Regions from separate parts of the Mus musculus genome. Here region 1 is linked to region 2. A link is a loop called in an ENCODE intact Hi-C map of the cell type or tissue named here. Cell type or tissue: left cerebral cortex. All regions are shown on one strand. Each heading gives the region's core, and the rest is flanking DNA. Links, peaks and the distances in the headings are about the cores only. Region 1 has its middle 37 kb from the start of 1700017N19Rik. Region 2 overlaps Gm35722 (predicted gene, 35722).

Region 1 (9,848 bases), core at 525-8,524, 95 kb before region 2:
TTTACTATCATCTGTGTGTAATGGAAAGAATCATAAAGTCATTTTTAATTTCTCTGATATGCACTAGGCATCTATGAATAGATACTGATAATGTTTGTTTTTTAAACAAGCTCACATTTTGGGCTTATCATGCAAAATCATATAATTACACCTTTCATATGTTTCTGATTGTTGAGTTTGGGTGATGTATGCTCGTATGTGATGATTTGTACAATCATTTAATGTGCTATTTATAACTATTATAGTGCTATTGCTAAGTGGTGATATGAACTTTGGCAAAGAATGGCCATGTTAATAATATGACCTCATAGAGTTGGGAAGAATAAATATGATTATCCATGCAAAACTTGAAATTATACCTGCCACTTTGAAATAATTCTACATATTACAAATTTTCTTTCTATTAATATAAGTAATTTTGAAGAGATCTAAGTTAAGGGAAAATAGCATTTCAGCATTTTACAAGCTAGCTACCAGATTGTTAACTATAATGTGTTGTTCCACATTAGCATATATGGTTTTCATTGATTATGTTGAGATAGACCTTGGAGATTGTGCCTGAGAGGACATTACCAGAGAAAATCAAACTTCAAATACTCTTTGCAGACTGATTAAAACATAAGTATTTGGAGGTGGTGACACCTGTGACAAATGGTTGAAGTGTGTCACTGGAGAGTATGTTTTGAGGGACATTTTGAAATCCTAGTCCCTTTTGGTCTCCACTCTGCTTCCTGGTTGTAATGAGATGAACGTTTCTGCTGTCCCATGCATGGCTTTGCATCTGTGACAGAAAGAAAGCTCTGAAATGATGAACAAAACAAATGCTTCCTCTTTTATGTTGTTTCTGTCAGGTGTTTGGTCACAGTGACAGTGAAACCAACACAATAGTATGTGACAGAGATGTCTGTGTGAGTGAGATGCTAAAAAAAAAAGTTCTAACATTGTTAAAACAGTAAAGTAAGTGTTTTTCAGGCACGACACCTCCAGGAGGGACAGGAACTCCTGTGACCCTGTGACTGGCCTTTACAATGCAGGAGAAAAACTGGGATGAACTGTTATCACAGCAGGGAAAAGTAGAGACTTAAAGCTGTAGATCAGGTCTCTCTGAGAAAAGGGTCCAGAGAACCACACACTTGTAATTCGGTCAAGGCAGGAATCCTTGGGAACATTTGCTTCCCAAATTACACCTTTCCCCAAATTACCAGTTGAGAAGTTTAAGTTCACGCAGTAAAATGAGTTTCATCAATTCTACACTTCTATTGTTCGTCTCTATTGCTACCCGACATCACCTCACTTCCTAATTAGAAATTGTTTTCTCTCCTACTTGGACAGCAATATTGTATCATAGGAACTACATTTACTTATTAGTCTGTCCTCTGAAATATCATTTAGGAGATTCTTCTGAAGAATGACAGGGATTGGACAGTCACTGGCAGCAGTAGATGTGATCGATTGATGTATATGGTCATTCTCAGGGACCTACAGAAAACCCAGTATTGCCTCCATTTTTATTTACTTCTCTGGAAGGAAGAACTCACATTGTATGCAGCCCTAGGTGGCCTGAATATCTCAGCGTAGAGTAGGCAGCCCTTGAATTTGCCAGGGATTATTTTGCTTTTGGCTCCCAAGCAAGTTCTGAGATTATAGGTGTAGACTGCCACATCTGGTTGATGTTTTCCATTTTACTCCATTTCTAAGTTTCAGAACAAATACCTTTAAAAAATCCACTCACTTATTTTAGTTTCTAGTATGCACTGCTACTGAGTCTCCCACAAGCCATTACCCCACATCCCTCTATAAGTAGTTGCATCCGTGTGCATGTTCTCTCAGTTGATTCTGCCTGTCCCTTATCCCACACAACCCTTCCATGCCCAGGCCCAGCTGGGTCCTACTCATTTACACACTTTCTTGGTGAGTCCTTCGTGTCCCAGTCCCTGGAGTCAGCTGAGAGTGATGATAGTGTGCCTTCTCAGTTACCACAAGATTGGATCACTCAGTCTCCAATAATAACTCAACACAGAACATTTGAAGGGGCTGATCTATACACTCTTTTGATTGGATCTGAAACTTTGGAGAACATGAAAAACAGAACCAAACTTTTTAAAAGGCAGACCAGAATTTCCTATGAGACATACAACCAATGAAACAAATGCACATACCCAGGGCTCATTGCAAAAATACAAACAGTATGGTCTTCTGAAAGTACTATAGAAAAGTTCACAAGATGAGAATTGCTTAGAAGGACTCCTAGGCACATAATTTAAGAGAACAATGGAAAAAGGGATCCATTAGTTGAGGCAGCTTTAAAAGGGCAAGAATGAAAACCTGGATGAACTGAAATAGGCAAAGAAGAAATTCTTGGTTAAAGATTAAGAAAACACAAGTGTACAGCTGATTGAAACAACAAAGACAATCCATGATTTGAACAATAAATTCAGTAAAGAGAGAAAAATGCTAAGAAAACTCAAGCTGAAATGAAGAGGGACTTGAAAATTTTAACAAATGAATTAGAAAACTCGGGGAAAGAGCTTTCCAGAGGTATATGTCAAGTAGAAGATGGATTATCAGGATTTAAAGATACAGAAAAAGAGTTAGAGCACCCACAGGATATGACAAAAACAAAAAGGGATATGGAGGAATTTGTGATACCACAATACAAAGACAAAAATCTATGAATTCCAGGCCTAGAAGAAGGATTCCAGGCCAACTGGGTACCAACTTCCGTGTTAGTCACATTTCTGTGGTGATAAACACCATGTCTGAGTCAACTTATCAAAGAAAGAAGGCATAGTATGGTTAGAAATTGTCCGTTTAGTGGAGAAGGATGGAACATTAAGTGGGGGAGAGGAGAGATGGGGCAGCTTGCTGTTTGATGTAAGATGTGGAACTTACTCATAGAGTGTCAGTTTGAACAAAGCCTTGTGAAGAAATCGGGCTGGCTGACCATGCTTTCTCGCCTCCTTGTATACTTAGGGCACACCAAGGGTCAGCACAATAAGGAGGATACTTCAGATACACGCACTGAAGGAACAAACACACTTGCATTGTCAAAGAAAAACTTCTGTGAACAAAGATAGAGGAGTAAACAATGCTTTATATGTAACATGACACGGAGGCTAAGCTCAACTCCCCAAAGGGCTGGTGATGTGAAGAGCTGGGATGAGGGATTGCTGAACCATCTGCTCCTGCTATTGGCTTCACTGAAAAACAAAACATGTGATAAAATGGAAACCGCTGTATTCTCCCCACCTTGGGCACTGTTACAACTGCAGAAGAGAAAGTTAGGCTCGGGGCTGCGGGGGGGGGGGGTGCTGGAGAGATGGCTCAGGGGTTAAGAGCACTGACTGCTCTTCCGAAGGTCCTGAATTCAGATCTCAGTAACCACATGGTGGCTCACAACCATCCATAATGAGATCTGATTCCCTCTTCTGGTGTGTCTGAAGTCAGCTACAGGGTACTTATATATAATAAATAAATCTTGGAGCTGGGTTGCGCAGGGGCCAGAACAAGAAGAAAAAAGAAAAGAAAAGAAAGTCTCTCCCTGTCTTAGAAGGTAAGAGAAGTGTGGTGTAGTTTCCCTTGAAGATTACATCTAGTAGATTGTCCCTGAATTGAAAATCAGGTGCAGAGGTATTGCTAAAATCTAAAAGGGGCATTTACAATGACAACTTTCCTAAGATAAGTGCTCTAAGAAAACTGAGGTTAGGAGTGGCGAAGGGGGAGCAGTTAAAAAAATCTCCTTACAATTTAGAGATGCTCCTGGGAATGTTAAGGCCTTTGGGGGTATTGTCTTTGAGTGAAGGGGGGTATGGTAGGTAGGCATGAACTGTGTGGTGAGCTCCAGAAGTTAGTCTTGCCCTGGGAGAGGAGGGAAGGCATTTGAAATGTTTGTGAGGAGGAATGGTGTATTGTCCATTTATTTCTGAGGAACTGCCGAGGCTCGTGCACTCTAAGTGGGAGAGGAGCTGTGGCCTCAGGGAAACCAGCTGAAGGCTTAACACTACAAACCAGAGATTGGGTGTGTAGGTCAAGAGGTCAATTGTGTGACACATTAAGAAAAGGTTGAGTTCTGATGCATTTAACAGCATAGTCCACAGACTTTCCCATAGAATTATTGAGGAAGAAAGACTTCAAGGTTAATTTGAACAAAGGGGAGAGTAGAATTTGAACTCAAAGAAATTCTAAAAAAAAAAAAAACCTAAAAATCAACCTATAGAAGCAAAGCAATAACAAAGCTCAATGCAGTAGTACATATTTGTAATTCTAGTGGGTTGGAGACAAGTGGATGCTTAGGGCTTACTGGTCAACCTAGCCTACACCATGGTTCCAAGCCAGGGTGAGGCCCTGGCTCAAGAATGTGAATAGTTCCTGAGGAAAAATATTTGAAGTTGATTCATATATGCACAGGAACACATACATACACAAACACACAGGACAATGAGGGAAGGAAGAGAGAGAGAGAGAGAGAGAGAGAGAGAGACAGAGACAGAGACAGAGACAGAGACAGAGACAGAGACAGAGACAGAGAGACAGAGAAAGAGATCAAAGGGAATGGCAATTGAAAATATCAGTGAATGTATCTTACAAAAATTTTTTAAAAATGTATTCATAGCCTACAAAGTTATCAACACACACTGTTATTTACTACTTAAAGTGTAATTATTTATTTCTGAATATAGACCTTATAACAGCCATACTTTAGTAACAACAGAACCAAATCCTCAAATAGAGCTTGAAAATAAGATTGAAATGGGAAAGGCAAAAACTACAGTTGGTGACCAAAACAGAGTTGCTTCCTTCCTTCCAACAACAACAGAGGAGAGAGACTCCAAAGGAAGAAATCGATCTAGCCTATGGGTTTCCTGACAGGCATAACCACAAAAGACCCTTTCAGACTCACTAACTTACAGAGAGGCCTCCACAATGCTCTATGCCACAACTTTGCCCATAACTATCTGCTCAACCTCAGACTCTTTTCCAGTAAAGTCATGATGACCAGGATTATTGTTTCAAAACATTTGATGGAATTCTTATTTGTGCCAAAAAAAAAATCTCCCTCTTTGCTTCTTTGAGCGCAGCTATGGCTTACAACAACACGAATATTCTCATTGCAATGCTGTTCCTAAGTCAATCCCATCATTCGAGGAGTCACAACTTTCATTTAAGTTGTCATAAATTGAAGGAAAATAACCGCCTCGTGATCGCTAGAGGGCAGCACGGTCACAGAAACGGATCGTAAATCTAGCCCGCCTTCCCAATAAGACATTTTGTTTGGACACATTTATTTCTACCTCGCTGATGCTAGCAGTAGGAGCCTTCAGAAATGAAAGTAAACAAAGCATAACCTTTTCATCGAAGAGACTTTATAGGAAGAAAAACGATATTTCGTTTTCATAAGGATTTGGAGGAGCTATAATGTAGCTTGGGGGCGTCTATACTATTTGAAAATAAAAGCATAAAGAAGGATAGAGCAGGGAACACCCCAAGGCATATTTTCCTCTTGATGCCTGGGCTGAAATCACGCTAGCAGCAATGAATTGCGTGATGTTAGAGAAGAGAGCAGCCTAGGTCGCCTCCGTTCAAATTTGGTATTCCTCTCCAGGGCTAGGCTACAGCTTTGGTATATGTTCCTTTTCCAAAAGAAGATGACATGGTTGCCCTGTGGCCTTACTAAAACCGGCAAGTCATAAATGCTTGAGATGGGGTGAGAATCTCTTTCCATCAGGGAATAGAGGAGGATGCAGGAAACAAAATCAGAAAAGAAATTGGGTCAGGCAGAGAGAGAGAGAGAGAGAGAGAGAGAGAGAGAGAGAGAGAGAGAGAGAGAGAGAGAGAGAGAGAGAGAGGCAGAGTCAGAGTCCAGAACAGAAGCAGGGCTAATAAACGTATGGAAATGTCAAAGGAGGAGTACCTATATTTACAGCAAGAACAAAAAGGGCACAAGATTGTGCAAAACTGGGATTGTATTTTGTTATTTGAAAACATAAATAAAATATACGAGAGGTGACAACCCATTTTGGGCATGAAGGATGCTGTTCAGTGGAGATTTTGAGTTATTATATGATAAATCAATTAAGGAGTGTGTAAGGGTAAGAAAGAGGCACTGAGAGACCGTGTGCCATTTCAAGATCATCCTCTGTTCAACAGTTGACTATAAATACATTAATTCAAGAAATCCTTTTTGATGATGGTATTTACAAACATGATTCTCACAAAATGTCCTTGTTACATTAACAACATACCACACCATCAGGGGTATAGAGAAGGCTATAGATACACTTTTATTGCCTTTTAATTTGAGATTATAAGAAAATTATATCATTTGCTCCTCCCTTTTCTCCCTCCAAATTCTTTCCCAATAGTGCCTGGAATACCAGAGCACATGAGCTCATAATAAAATCTTAATTCTTCTTACTTTTTTCCTTTCTTTTATTCGTGTGAAACGTTATTAGGCTTCTATTACACAGCCAAATTCTGTGGACTAGAAATTGAATAGCTGGTCAAAACCAAATGGTCCCTGCTCTTTGGAAGTTTGGGAGGTATATGAAATTCACAAATTGTATAACATCACACTGTGATGACTTGTCAATCCTTGGCCCAGGGAGTGGCACTATTAGGAGATGTGGCCTTCTTGGAGTAGGTGTGTCACTGTGTGTGGTGGGGCGGGCTTTAATACCCTCATACTAGCTGCCTGGATGTGATGAGTATTCTGCTAGCAGCCTTCACATGAAGTAGAACTTTGTTATGGAAAGTGATTTGAATTTTGTGGACCTGGCATAAGAGGTTTCAGTAGAGAGTTTCAATATGTGTCTCTAGACAGTTTTTGAGGTATTTTGGTGAAGAATGTGGCTGCTTTTTGCTCTTGTCTGAAGAGTATGTCTGAGGCTAAGGTGAAGAGACTCAGATTAATTGCATTGACAAAGGAAGTCACAGAAATGCCCATCATAGACTTTGTTCTCTGGTTAAGTTTCATGAAGAGCATTTTAAACAAACTGAGAAAGGAAAAATATAAAAAATATATTTCGAGTATTAAAGGGGCCCCAAGAAGTGAAATGGAGCTGAATCCTGAGTTTAAGGAGATAACAAATTAAGGGAGTGGAACTTTGGGGCAAGATCCTACCCAGTTAAATTTGGATCCAGGCATGGCGGTACACACCTTTAATCTCAGGAGACAGGAATGTAGATCTCTGAGTTCAAGGTTAATCTACAGAGCAAAATCAAGGACAGCTAAGCACAATCAAGGACAGCCAAACTTAGGCAGTGAAAGAGTTGGAAAAGAGGAAGCTAGTGATAATGTAATTGAACAAGGGAGCTATGTTCCACCTCCTGCTAGCAGTAGAACTCAGGCAGCTTTGGCTATGTGTCTCTGGCTTTATAGTTAAGGGGAGAAGGAGACTACTGGGACAGTTGGTGCTAGTTAGCTGGAGCTAAGAAATTAGTGGTGACAGCCTCCAAACGCTGACACCATTGCATACACTAGCAAGATTTTGCTGAAAGGACCCTGATAGAGCTGTCTCTTGTGAGGCTATGCTGGGGCCTAGCAAACATACAAGTGGATGCTCACAGTTAGCTATTGGATGGATCACAGGGCCCCCAATGGAGGAGCTAGAGAAAGTACCCAAGGAGCTAAAGGGGTCTGCAACCCTATTGGTGGAACAACATTATGAACTAACTAGTACCCCAGAGCTCGTGTCTCTAGCTGCATATGTATCAGAAGTTGGCCTAGTCAGCCATCAGTGGAAAGAGAGGCCCATTGGACTTGCAAACTTTATATGCCTCAGTATTGGGGAACGCCAGGGCCCAGAAGTGGGAGTGGTGCGGGGAGGGGACTGGGGGGGGGAGTGTGTGTGGGACTTTTGGGATAGCACTGGAAATGAAATTAAGAAATACCTAGAGAGAGAGAGAGAGAGAGAGAGAGAGAGAGAGAGAGAGAGAGAGATATGAACCAGTGAGTTTGTTGGGATTGTTTACTGTTTACAGACTCTTTTCTTTTCTTTTTTCTTTTCTTTTCTTTTCTTTTCTTTTCTTTTCTTTTCTTTTCTTTTCTTTTCTTTTCTTTTCTTTTCTTTTCTTTTCTCTTCTCTTCTCTTCTCTTCTCTTCTCTTCTCTTCTCTTCTCTTTTCTTCTTTCTTTCTTTCTTTCTTTCTTTCTTTCTTTCTTTCTTTCTTTCTTTCTTTCTTTCTTTCTTTCTTTCTTTCTGTTTTAGATTTATTTATTTCCTCTTATTTGCATGACTGTTTAGTCTGTACTTATGCATTTGCACCACTTGCATGCCCAGTGCCTGCAGATGTCAGAAGAGGCCACTGGATCTCCTGGCATTGGAGTTATGGATGGTTGTAAGCCACCATGTGGGTGCTGGAAACACACCCCTGAGACTCTTCAAGAACAGTCAGTTCTTTTAATCACTGAGCCATTTCTCCAGCTCCGACTAGTGGCTTCTCCTCCTCCTCCTCCTCCTCCTCCTCCTCCTCCTTCTTCTTCGTCTTCAAATTGGATGTTTTATTTGTTTACATTTCAAATATTATCCCCTTTCCGGGTTTGCCCTCTGCAAGCCCCCTATCCCATCCCTCCTTAGCCTGCTTCTTTGAGGGTGCTCTTCCACCCACTCACCCACTCCTGCCTCACCATCCTAGCATTCCTCTACTTCACAGGACCAAGGGCCTCTCCTTCCATTGATACCAGAGAAGGCCCCTTTAGCTCCTTCAGTCCTTCTGCTAACTCCTCCATTGGGGTCCTGGTACTCAGTCAGATCTGCATCTGTATTGGTCAGTATCTGGCAGAGCCACTCAGGAGACAGCTATATCAGGTTTCTGTCAGCAAGCACTTCTTGGCATCAGCAACAGTGCCTGGTTTACAAACTCTTTTTTATTTTTTTAAACTCTTTTTTTTAATTTATTTTTTTAAAATTAGGTATTTTCTTCCTTTACATTTCAAATGCTATCCCAAAATCCCCCCCCGACCCTCCCCCCGAAAGAATGTTGGTGACTCAAAGGTAGGTACATCATCAAAAGGCATCACGGGTGATGATGGGCGACTGTACTGGCTAATTTTGTGTCAACTTGACACAAGCTGGAGTTATCACGGAGAAAGGAGCTTCAGTTGGGGAAATGCCTCCATGAGATCCAGCTGTAAGGCATTTTCTCAATTAGTGATCAAGGGGGAAAGGCCCCTTGTGGGTGGGACCATCTCTGGACTGGTAGTCTTGGTTCTATAAAGAGAGCAGGCTGAGCAAGGCAGGGGAAGCAAGCCAGTAAAGAACATCCCTTCATGGCTTCTGCATCAGCTCCTGCTTTCTGACCTGCTTGAGTTCTAGTCCTGATTTCCTTCAGTGATGAACAGCAGTATGGAAATGTAAGCTGAATAAACCCTTTCTTCTCCAACTTGCTTCTTGGTCATGATGTTTGTGCAGGAATAGAAAGCCTAACTAAGACAGGTGACTAAGGAAAGCCACACCCTTGGAGATGTGCAACCTACATGCTGGAGTGTCTCCTCTCCACACAACTGTTTGTTTTTTTTTTTTTGTTTTTTTTTTTTTTTGCTTGTAGTTGTTTGTATGTGAAACCTGATAGTTACAGGATTTTGAACACTTGGTACCCAGCGCTTATTAGTGTTTGTAGGTTTAGATGGTGCAAAGATTGGAAGGGTGTCACTATGGGTAGACTTTGAGATAAAAAGCCTTGCACCACACCTACTTGTCTCTTTCCCTGCTTTATACATAATGTCCAAGACGTAAGCTCTCAGCTTTCTACTTCTGTTGCCGTGTGTTTGATGCTGCATCTTCCCGGATGACGAACTCTTAAGCCTTGGAACTGTAAGCTCAAATACATTATTTTTGTTTTTGTTTTGTT
Region 2 (9,848 bases), core at 980-8,979:
CTTGCATATCTTTGGTCACCTGCATGATGTGGCCTTTTTGTCCATTCACATAATGCAGATATTATTATTGCACATACTTTATGGGCTATATACACAGGCCTACAGCTTCCTGCATGCTCTGTATTACTATCACTTTAAACCTCCACTGAGGGCTGTGTGCTTTTGTAGTGTAATTTACTGTAGTCACCTTTGGACACCTTGAGTGCTTCTGGGCAGGCACAGAATGAATGGCTTGATTAAGTCCATCTTGTCACGGAGTAACCAACCTGTCAACCTTCTTTTGGGCAAATTGTTTTTTGCATATGCTAATTTTTAGCCAATCTTTGTGCAAGGTCTTTTGACTTCACTCTCTACCCTATTCTTCTGCTTCAATGGTACTCAAAACAATTTCTATCTGCCGCTAAAGCTCATCCTTAGCCAAAAATATTACATTTCCCCTGTAGGAAAGTACCTACTTTACACTTCTTTATCCTTGGCAGTCAAAAGATTTTATCAAGAACTACTCTCTGGCCTCCATACACTTTCCAGTTGTTGGGATTCCTGCATTAAGATCAAGTTGCACATCTGCTACATATGTGTGTGTGTGTGTGTGTGTGTGTGTGTGTGTGTGTGTGTGTGTGTGTGTGTATGGGGTGGTGGTGGTAGTTCCAGACTATGTATATATGCTCTTTGGTTGGTGCTTCAGTCTCTGAGAGCTCCCAAGAATCCAGGTTCATTGACTCTGTTAGTCTTCCTTTGGAGTCCCTATCCTCTTTGGGTTCTTCAATCCTTTCCCCAACTCTTCCACAAGACTCTCAGATCTCCATCCAATATTTGGCTCTGGTAATGTTTGGTTGTGGGTCTTTGCATATGTTTCCATTTGCTGCTGGGTGGGGGACAGTTATGCTGGACTTCTGTCTGCAAGCATAACAGAGTATCATTAATAGTGTCAGAGGTTGGTTCTTGTCCATGGGATGGATCACAACTTGAGTCAGTTATTGGTTGACTATTCCCTCCATCTCAACTCCATCTTTGTTTCTGTACATATTGTAGGCAGGACACATTTTGGGCCTAAGGTTTTGTGTGTGGGGTCATTATCCCTCTACTGGGAGTCCTGCCTGGCTACTGGAAGTGGCCACTTCAGGTACCATATGCCTCACTGTTAAGAGTCTCAACAACAGTTACCCCCATACATTCCCTGGTGTCTTCCTCATCCTCCCATTCCTGTCCCAGATCACTGGAATATCCTAGAGATAGATACCCTCTTCCACCTTCCAATTTTCATTCTTTCTCCCCTGTTCTCCCTACACCTGATTCCTGCCCTGTCTAAGTTTCCATGCTGCTTCATTGGCAATCAATAATAAACTTTTCAAGGTCAGCACTTGAATAATAGAGCATAATTCCATCACTATTGCTCAAGCTATAATCACATTAAAAACTAGTAATTACCTTTTATTTTATTTTGTTTTATTTTATTATTGTTTTGTGTGCTGTTGGGCAAAAAACATACTTTTGAGTCATGTGTGGAGTTCAGTAGGCAACTAGTGAGAATTGATTTTCTCTTTCCACCTTCTTAATCCTAGGGATAGAATTCAGGTCTGAAGTCTTTTATCACAAATACCTCTACCTGCTGAGTCATCTCATTAGCTCAGGGAATTAGCATCTTTTAATGAATTTAGGAAATGTACTTGTTATCTGTGAGCAAGACTATATCCTTATTTATGTAAAATGAACGAACATGGAATAAAAATTAAAGAAAAATGCCAGGAAGAGACACTGAAAACGTGACATTTCTGCCTCTTGTGAATTTTTAAATGAAATCTTTCTGTTTGTTCTCAGAATAGAAGATTTTGGCCTTAACAGGCAAAGCGATTGATTGGTTTGCCTTGTGTCCAGGTGGTTAGACAAAAGTCATTGTTTCCATTTGAAAAGCGTTGCAATTTACTTCTTAGCTCAATTGAATGTTATTCTTTCTATTTTTCTCTATAATGTGTGGTAACACTACCGATCTCATCTTTGGGTCTGAGTGGAGCATGAAGCAGAAGTTGCTTCAATATAGTTTATACTATATTATAAGAAAAATTATACTTTGTGCTTTTCATTGATTCTAAACAAACCTGTCTTCCGCAATTACGGAGGAAAACAGAGCAGGGCAGGACACGTTGCAGCATCGTGTCAGACAGCTCATTTCTTAAGTCAGGACAACAGATTTCTCATCATCCTTTCTTTGGCTCAAGAATGGCAGTGCTTGCTTGTCTTTGTAAAAGGAAGATCTGCCAGTGGCAGAATTGACTTCCCTGGAATCCTTTTAAATCATTCTTCTTTAGGGATTTCCATGTGCTTTGGATCATTCTTGGTTTTTCAGTTTCCACTGTAGTAGTAAGACTGGCTTTTGTGGTGACTATTGGCCTAGCACCTAAGATTTGGCATTTTACAGTTTGTACAATATCAAAAAGCTGTTTCTGTTTTATGAAAATGCTAATTTTAGGAAATTTAAGATTTTTATTACATTATGAGAGATTGTCTTTATCCTCCAATGGATTAAAGTACAATTTTCATGAAGCAACCTGAAGAGCCCAAGGTTCTTAGATTTTTCAAAGTTTGTAATTACACTATGAGGAAATAAAAACAAATGGTGTAGTAATAGAGGTTCTATTATAATAGAGTAAAGAAATTTTAGACTCTGAATTCTGGAGAGTCAACTGGGCAGCAAAACCACTCTTCCTTTTCATTTTGGTACCATAACTGCAGATTTCATGACCTTATATAAGTTTAATTGTTGCCTAACGGTTTTCTCTGTGGTCTCCAGTATAAAATAAGACTTGATATTATGAACTTGAAAGGCATTAAAGATACTATATTGAGTGTCATTTGAAAAGAATCTGATATGCTGAATATATTCAAGTGAGGAATTTCATGTGTTTAGGAGTAACATCTATGAACCGATAGCCACTATGCAAAATTATTCCTATTGATAATATATACATTGTGATGTTTGATATATGTTTACACAATAAAACGTACATATTTAACATCTTTATGATGAGATTATTTTAAATTGATTGCTTGATAATTTTGGAATATGCATCAGAAGTAACCATTCATTTCACTGTGCAATAAATCTCAAAATATAATATCTATGCTTAAGTGTAACTTTTTACCTTTTTTAGCCACATCTGCCTATTATCCATATAATGATGAATAATTACCAGTATACCCTTTTAACTTGTGAATATAAAGTTTTTACACTCGATGCAGTAGTTTTTTGTACCTGTTGTATTTCATTTAGTATAATGCCCTTGGCATTTATCCACATAAAGATAAATATTTTGCCACAGTGGGACAAGTCCTATTTTACTCAAATCAAATTGCCTCCATATATTTTCATGTATCAATATATCAATATTGATATCTTATATCTTATATGCAAATAAAGGACTAGAATTTGGTCTGTGAGAGCTGAGCTGTCTGATGATCTTCAGAAAGCTCTCTCAAGCAGACCACAGTCTGTCAGCTTGCTCCCACTTCATTGACTTTGAGTCTTACTTTTGTTGCTCCCAAACACCCCTTCCTCAGAACCCCTCTCCAAGCTGAGGCTGGTCTTTGGCAATGGTGTACTTCTCAGGACTTCAGACTCCGTAGAGGTATGAGATGTGGGCCTTTAACTTTCTTCCAACCCCCATTATTATCAGAAATAACATCCTTATAAAACTAAGCCTTGAAAATGAGGAAAAAATTAGAACCCCAGAATCTACTTTTATTCTATTCTGGTCTTTCTTATCCTTTAATATTTCACACTGGGAAGGTCTTAGGGAGAGTACAGACAAGTTTTGGTTTCCTATTCCTTGCTGACCCAATTTTTTCTGCACTATATCCTATACTACCACATATTTAAGGCAGAAATTCTTCCATCATATAAAATTTATATTGGTAGCATAAATTCTCATTGCTGTACTCAAAAGACAGAACTTAAGGAAGGAAAGGTTTGGTTTTACTCATGATACAGAAAGTACAGACCACCAAAATGGAGGGTGATGATGGCTACATAATTTAGAGTGTTCAATATAGCTTATTTCCACCTTCCCCTATTGGGAATCAGAGTTCTCAGTGAAAAATAGGGTAGCAGACTATAATCCTCAAGGCACATTTTCCTAGTGATGTAAATCATCCACTTTCTATATAATCTTCAAGCTTCCAACACAGCAACACTAGCAGTAGTTTAAGTACTCAGAACCACGAACCTATGTGTGGGACATTTTATATCCAAACCATGAATGTATACATTAAGATTATTCTAAAACTAGTAGGAACATAACTACACTCAAACATGTAATTCTGACTGAGGGTAGAAGAGATTCAGAGATGGAAATAGAGATACACAGTAGATAGATAGGTAATGATAGAGATGATAGATGAGAGATTAGATAGATGGTAGATAGATGATACATAGGTTCTGATAACCATTATATTTCTTTTAAAAGAAAAAGAAGTATTATTACTTACGACCTTTCCTACCAATATTAAGTATGAAAGAGAAAAATTATGACAGAACCTGAGAATCCTTATTTAATCTCCTTTATATTATACCAGAACATTTAATGAACAATGAATGTGTGATTTAAAAAAAGATCATTGTAAGTGTGCTTTTCTTATAGTCTTTATTTCTTTTTTTAAATATTTAAAAAATCTTTTATTAGATTTTTTAATTTACATTTCATATATTATCCCCTTTCCTAGTTTCCCCTCCAAAAACCCCCTATCCTCTCCCCTCCCCCTGCTGCCCAACCCACCCACTTCTGCTTCCTGGCCCTGGCATTTCCTTATACTAGGGCATAGAAACTTCACAGGACCAAGGGCCTCTCCTCCCATTATGACCTACTAGGGCATCCTCTGCTACATATGCAGTTAGAGCCATGAGTCCCTTCTTTGATTGGTGGTTTAGTCCCAGGGAGCTCTGAGGGTACTGGTTAGTTCATATTGTTGTTCCTCCTATGGGGATACAAACCCCTTCAACTCCTTGGGTACTTTCTCTAGCTCCTTCTTTGGGGACCCCATGCTCAGTCCAATGGATAGCTGTGAGCATCCACTTCTGTATTTGTCAGGCACTGGCAGAGCCTCTCAGGAAGCAGTTTTATTAGGCTCCTGTCAGCAAGCTCTTGTTGGCATTCCCAATAGTGTCTGGTTTGGATGGTTGTTTATGGGATAGATTGCCAGGTAGGGCAATCTCTGGATGGCCATTCCTTCAGTCTCTGCTCTAAACTTTGTCTCTGTAATTCCTTCCATGGGTATTTTGTTCCCACACTTTGTATCCTCATTTTGTATCCACACTTTGGTCTTCCTTCTTCTTGAGTTTCATGTGTTTTGCAAATTGTATCTTAGGTATTCTGAGCTTCTGGGCTAATATCCACTTATCAGTGAGTGCATATCATGTGTTTTATTTTGTGATTGGGTTACCTCACTTAGGATGATATCCTCCAGATCCATCCATTTGCTTAAGAATTTCATGAATTCATTGTTTTAAATTGCTGAGTAGTACTCCATTGTGTAAATGTACCACATTTTCTATATCCATTCCCCTGTCGAGGGACATCTGGGTTCTTTCCAGCTTCTGGCTATTATAAATAAGGCTGTTATGAACATAGTGGAACATGCATCCTTACTACAAGTTGGAGCATCTTCTGGGTATATGCCTAGGAGTGGTATTAGCCACTAGGTATATCTCAGTTGAGAAATCTTTGTTTAGCTCTATAGCCCATTTTTTAAGTAGAGTTATTTGGTTTTCTGGAGTCTAATTTCTTGAGTTCTTTGTATATATTGGATATTAGCCCTCTATTGGATTTAGGATGGGTAAAGATCTTTTCCCAATCTGTTGGTTGTCTTTTTGTCTTATTGAGAGTGTCCTTTGCCTTAGAGAAGCTTTGTAATTTTATGAGGTCCCATTTGTCAATTCTTGATCTTACAGCACAAGCCATTGCTGTTCTGTTCAGGAATCTTTCTCCTGTGCCCATATCTTCAAGGCTCTTCACCACTCTCTCCTCTATAATTTCAGTGTCTCTGATTTTATGTGGAGGTCCTTGATCCACTTAGACTTGAACTTTGTACAAGGAGATAGGAATGGATCAATTCACATTCTTCTACATGATAATCAGTAGCTGAGCCAGCACCATTTGTTAGAAATGCTGTCTTTTTTTCCACTGGATGGTTTTAGCTCCTTTGTAAAAGATCAAGTGACCAGAGGTGTGTAGGTTTATTTCTGGGTCTTCAATTCTATTTCATTGATCTACCTGTCTGTCATTGTACCAGTACCATGCAGTTTTTAATCACAATTGCTTTGTAGTACAGCTTGAGGTCAGGATGGTGATTCTACCGGAGGTTCTTTTATTGTTGAGTATAGTGTTTGCTATCCTAGTTTTTTTTTTGTTATTCCAGATGAATTTGCAAATTTTTCTTTCTAACTCTGTGAAGAATTGTGTTGGGATTTTAATGGGAATTGCATTGAATCTGCAGACTTCTTTTGACAAGATAGCCATTTTTACTATATTAATCCTGCCAATCCATGAGCATGGGAGATCTTTCCATCTTCTGAGAACTTCAATCTCTTTCTTAAGAGACTTAAAGTTCTTATCATACAGAACTTTCACTTCCTTAGTTAGAGTCACACCAACGTATTTTATATTACTTGTGAATATTGTGAAGGGTGTTGTTTTCCTAATTTCTTTCTCAGTCTTTTTATCCTTTATGTAGAGAAAGGCCACTGATTTGTTTGAGTTAATTTTATATCCAGCTACTTCACTGAAGCTGTTTATCAGGTTTAGGTGTTCTCTGATGGAAATTTTGGGGTCACTTAAATATTCTATCATACCATCTGCAAATAGGTATATTTTGACTTCTTCCTTTCCAATTTGTATCCCTTTGATCTCCTTTTGTTTTTCAATGCTCTGGTTAGGACTTCAAGTACTATATTGAATAAGTAGAGAGAGAGTGGACAGCCTTCTCTAGTCCCTGATTTTAGGGGGATTGCTTCAAGTTTCTCTCCATTTTAGTTTGATGTTGGGTACTGGTTTGTTGTATATTTCTTTTATAATGTTTAGATATGGGTCCTGAACTCCTGATATTTCTAAGACTTTTATCATGAACAGGTGTTGGATTTTGTCAAATGCTTTCTCAGCATCTAGTGAGATTATCATATAGTTTTTGTTTTTGATTTTGTTCATCTAGTGGATTACATTGATAGACTTTCATATAGTGAACCATTCTTGCATCCCTGGAATGAACCCTACTTGGTCATGATGGATGATTGTTTTGATGTGTTTTTGGATTTGGTTTGCAAGAATTTTATTGACTATTTTTGCATTGATATTCTTTAGGGAAATTGGTCTGAAGTTCTCTTTCTTTATTGGGTCTTTGTGTGGTTTAGGTATCAGAGTAATTGTGGCTTTCTTAGAACAATTGGGGTAGAATATCTTCTGTTTCTATTTTGTGGAATAGTTTGAGGAGTATTGGAATTAGGTCTTCTTTGAAGGTCTGATAAAACTCTGCACTAAACCTATCTGGTCCTGGGCTTTTTTGATTGGGAGACTGTTAATGATTATCTCTATTTCTTTAGGGGATATAGAACTATTTAGATCATTAATCTGATCCTGATTTAACTTCTGGTACCTAGTATCTATCTAGAAAATTGTCCATTTCATCATAGTTTTACACTTTTGTTGAGTATAGCCTTTTGTTATAGGATCTGATGATTCTTTTTTTATGTCTCCCTTTTCATTTCTGATTTTGTTAATCAGGATACTGTCCCTGTGCCCTCTATTTAGTCTTTCTAAGGGTTTTATATCCTGTTGATTTTCTCAAAGAAGCAGCTCCTGGTTTGGTTGGTTCTTTGAATAGTTCTTTTTGTTTCCACTTGGTTGATTTCAGCCCTGAGCTTAATTATTTCCTGCAGTCTACTCCTGTTGGGTGAATTTGCTTCCTTTTGTTGTAGAGCTTTTAGGTGTCCTGTTGAGCTGCTAGTGTATGTTATGTCCATTTTCTTTTTGGAGGCACTCAGAACTATGAGTTTTCCTTTTAAGACTGCTTTCATTGTGTCCCATAAGTTTGGGTATGTTCTGGCTTTATTTTCATTAAACTCTAAAAAGTCTTTAATTTCTTTCTTTATTTCTTCCTTGATCAAGTTATCATTTAGTAGAGTGCTGTTCAGCTTCCACTTGAATGTGGGTTTTCTATTATTTATGTTGTTATTGAAGATCAGCCCTAGTTTGTGGTGATCTGATAGGATGCATAGGATTATTTCAGTATTTTTTTAATTGTTGAGTTCTGTTTTCTGACCTATTATATGGTCAATTTTGGAGAGGGTACCATGAGGTGTTGAGAAGAAGGTATATCCTTTTGTTTTAGGATAAAGCGTTCTATAGATATTTGTTAAATCCATTTGTTTCATAACTTCTGTTAGTTTCACTGTTTCTCTGTTCAATTTCTCATTATAGCATATGTCCATTGATGAGAGTGGGGTATTGAAGTCTCCCACTATTATTTTGTGCAGTGCAATGCCTGCTTTGAGCTTTACTAAAATTTCTTTATTAAATGTGGATGACCTTGCATTTGAAGCATAGATGTTCAGAATTGAGAGTTCATCTTGGTAGATTTTACCTTTGATGAGTATCATGTGTCATTCCTTGTATTTTTTGATAACTCTAGGTTGAAAGTCAAATTTATTCAATATTAGAATGGCAACTCCAGCTTGTTTCTTCGGACCATTTCCTTGAAAAGTTGTTTTCCAGCCTTTTACTCTGAGGTAATGTCTGTCTTTTTTCCCTGAGGTGGGTTCCTTGTATGAAGCAAAATGTTGTGTCCTTTTAATGTAGCCAGTCTTGTAATATATGTCTTTTTATTGGGGAATTGAGTCTGTTGATATTAAGAGATATTAAGGAAAATTAATTGTTGCTTCATGTTATTTTTGTTGTTAAAGTTGGGATTATGTTCATGTGTCTATCTTCTTTTAGGTTTGTTGAAAGATTACTTTCTTGCTTTTTTTCAGGGCATAGTTTCCCTCCTTGTTTTGGAGTTTTCCCTTAATTATCCTTTGAAGACCTGGATTCCTGAAAAGATATTATGTAAATTTTGTTTTGTCATGGAATACTTTGGTTTCTCCCTCCTTGTTTTGGAATTTTCCCTTAATTATCCTTTGAAGACCTGGATTCCTGAAAAGATATGTAAATTTTGTTTTGTCATGGAATACTTTGGTTTCTCCATCTATGGTAATTGAGAGTTCGATGGGTATAATAGCCTGAGCTGGCATTTGTCTTCTCGTAGGGTCTGTATTACATCTGTCTAGGATCTTCTGGCTTTCATAGTGTCTGGTGGGATGCCTGGTGTAATTCCAATAGGTCTGCCTTTATATGTTACTTTACCTTTTCCCCTTACTACTTTTAATATTTTTTCTTTGTTTAGTGTATTTGATGTTTTGATTATTTTGTGACAGGAGGAATTTCTTTTCTGATCCAAACTATTTGGAATTCAGCAGGCTTCTTGTATGTTCTCAGGGAACTCTTTATTTAGGTTAGGGAAGTTTTCTTCTATCTTTTTTTTTTTTTAAGATATTTACTGGTCCTTTAAGTTGAAAATCTTCATTCTTATCTATACCTATTATCCTTAGATTTGGTCTTCTCATTGTGTCCTGGATTTCCTGGATGTTTTGAGTTAGGATGTTTATGCCTTTTGCATTCTCATTGATTGTTGTGTCCATGCTTTCTATGGAATCTTCTGCACCTAAGAGCCTCTCTTCTATCTCTTATATTCTGTTGGTGATGCTTGCATCTATGGCTCCTGATTTCTTTCCTAGGATTTCTATCTCCAGAGTTGTCTTCCTTTGT

Evidence for each region. Peaks named below come from ENCODE experiments on the same cell type or tissue, not always from the same donor. Only the 100,000 strongest peaks of a DNase experiment are listed, where the experiment ranks them.
Region 1: it touches region 2 in a loop (2.0-fold over the local background); 3 of 42 quality-filtered maps call a loop at or near these places.

What each region holds. Positions count from the first base shown.
Region 1 is chr10:100,624,715-100,634,562 of GRCm38, forward strand. No RefSeq gene overlaps it. Among named protein-coding and RNA genes, the nearest start is that of 1700017N19Rik, 37 kb to the left of the region's middle. In left cerebral cortex, for the core only: a CTCF peak has its summit at 5,218 (motif pointing right); a DNase peak (open chromatin) is centred at 5,230; H3K4me3 peaks cover 460 bases; H3K27ac peaks cover 388 bases.
Region 2 is chr10:100,719,697-100,729,544 of GRCm38, forward strand. All of the region lies in intron 2 of Gm35722 (predicted gene, 35722), which reads right to left. Among named protein-coding and RNA genes, the nearest start is that of Gm35722, 17 kb to the right of the region's middle. In left cerebral cortex, for the core only: no CTCF peak of the experiment used is centred there; no DNase peak of the experiment used is centred there.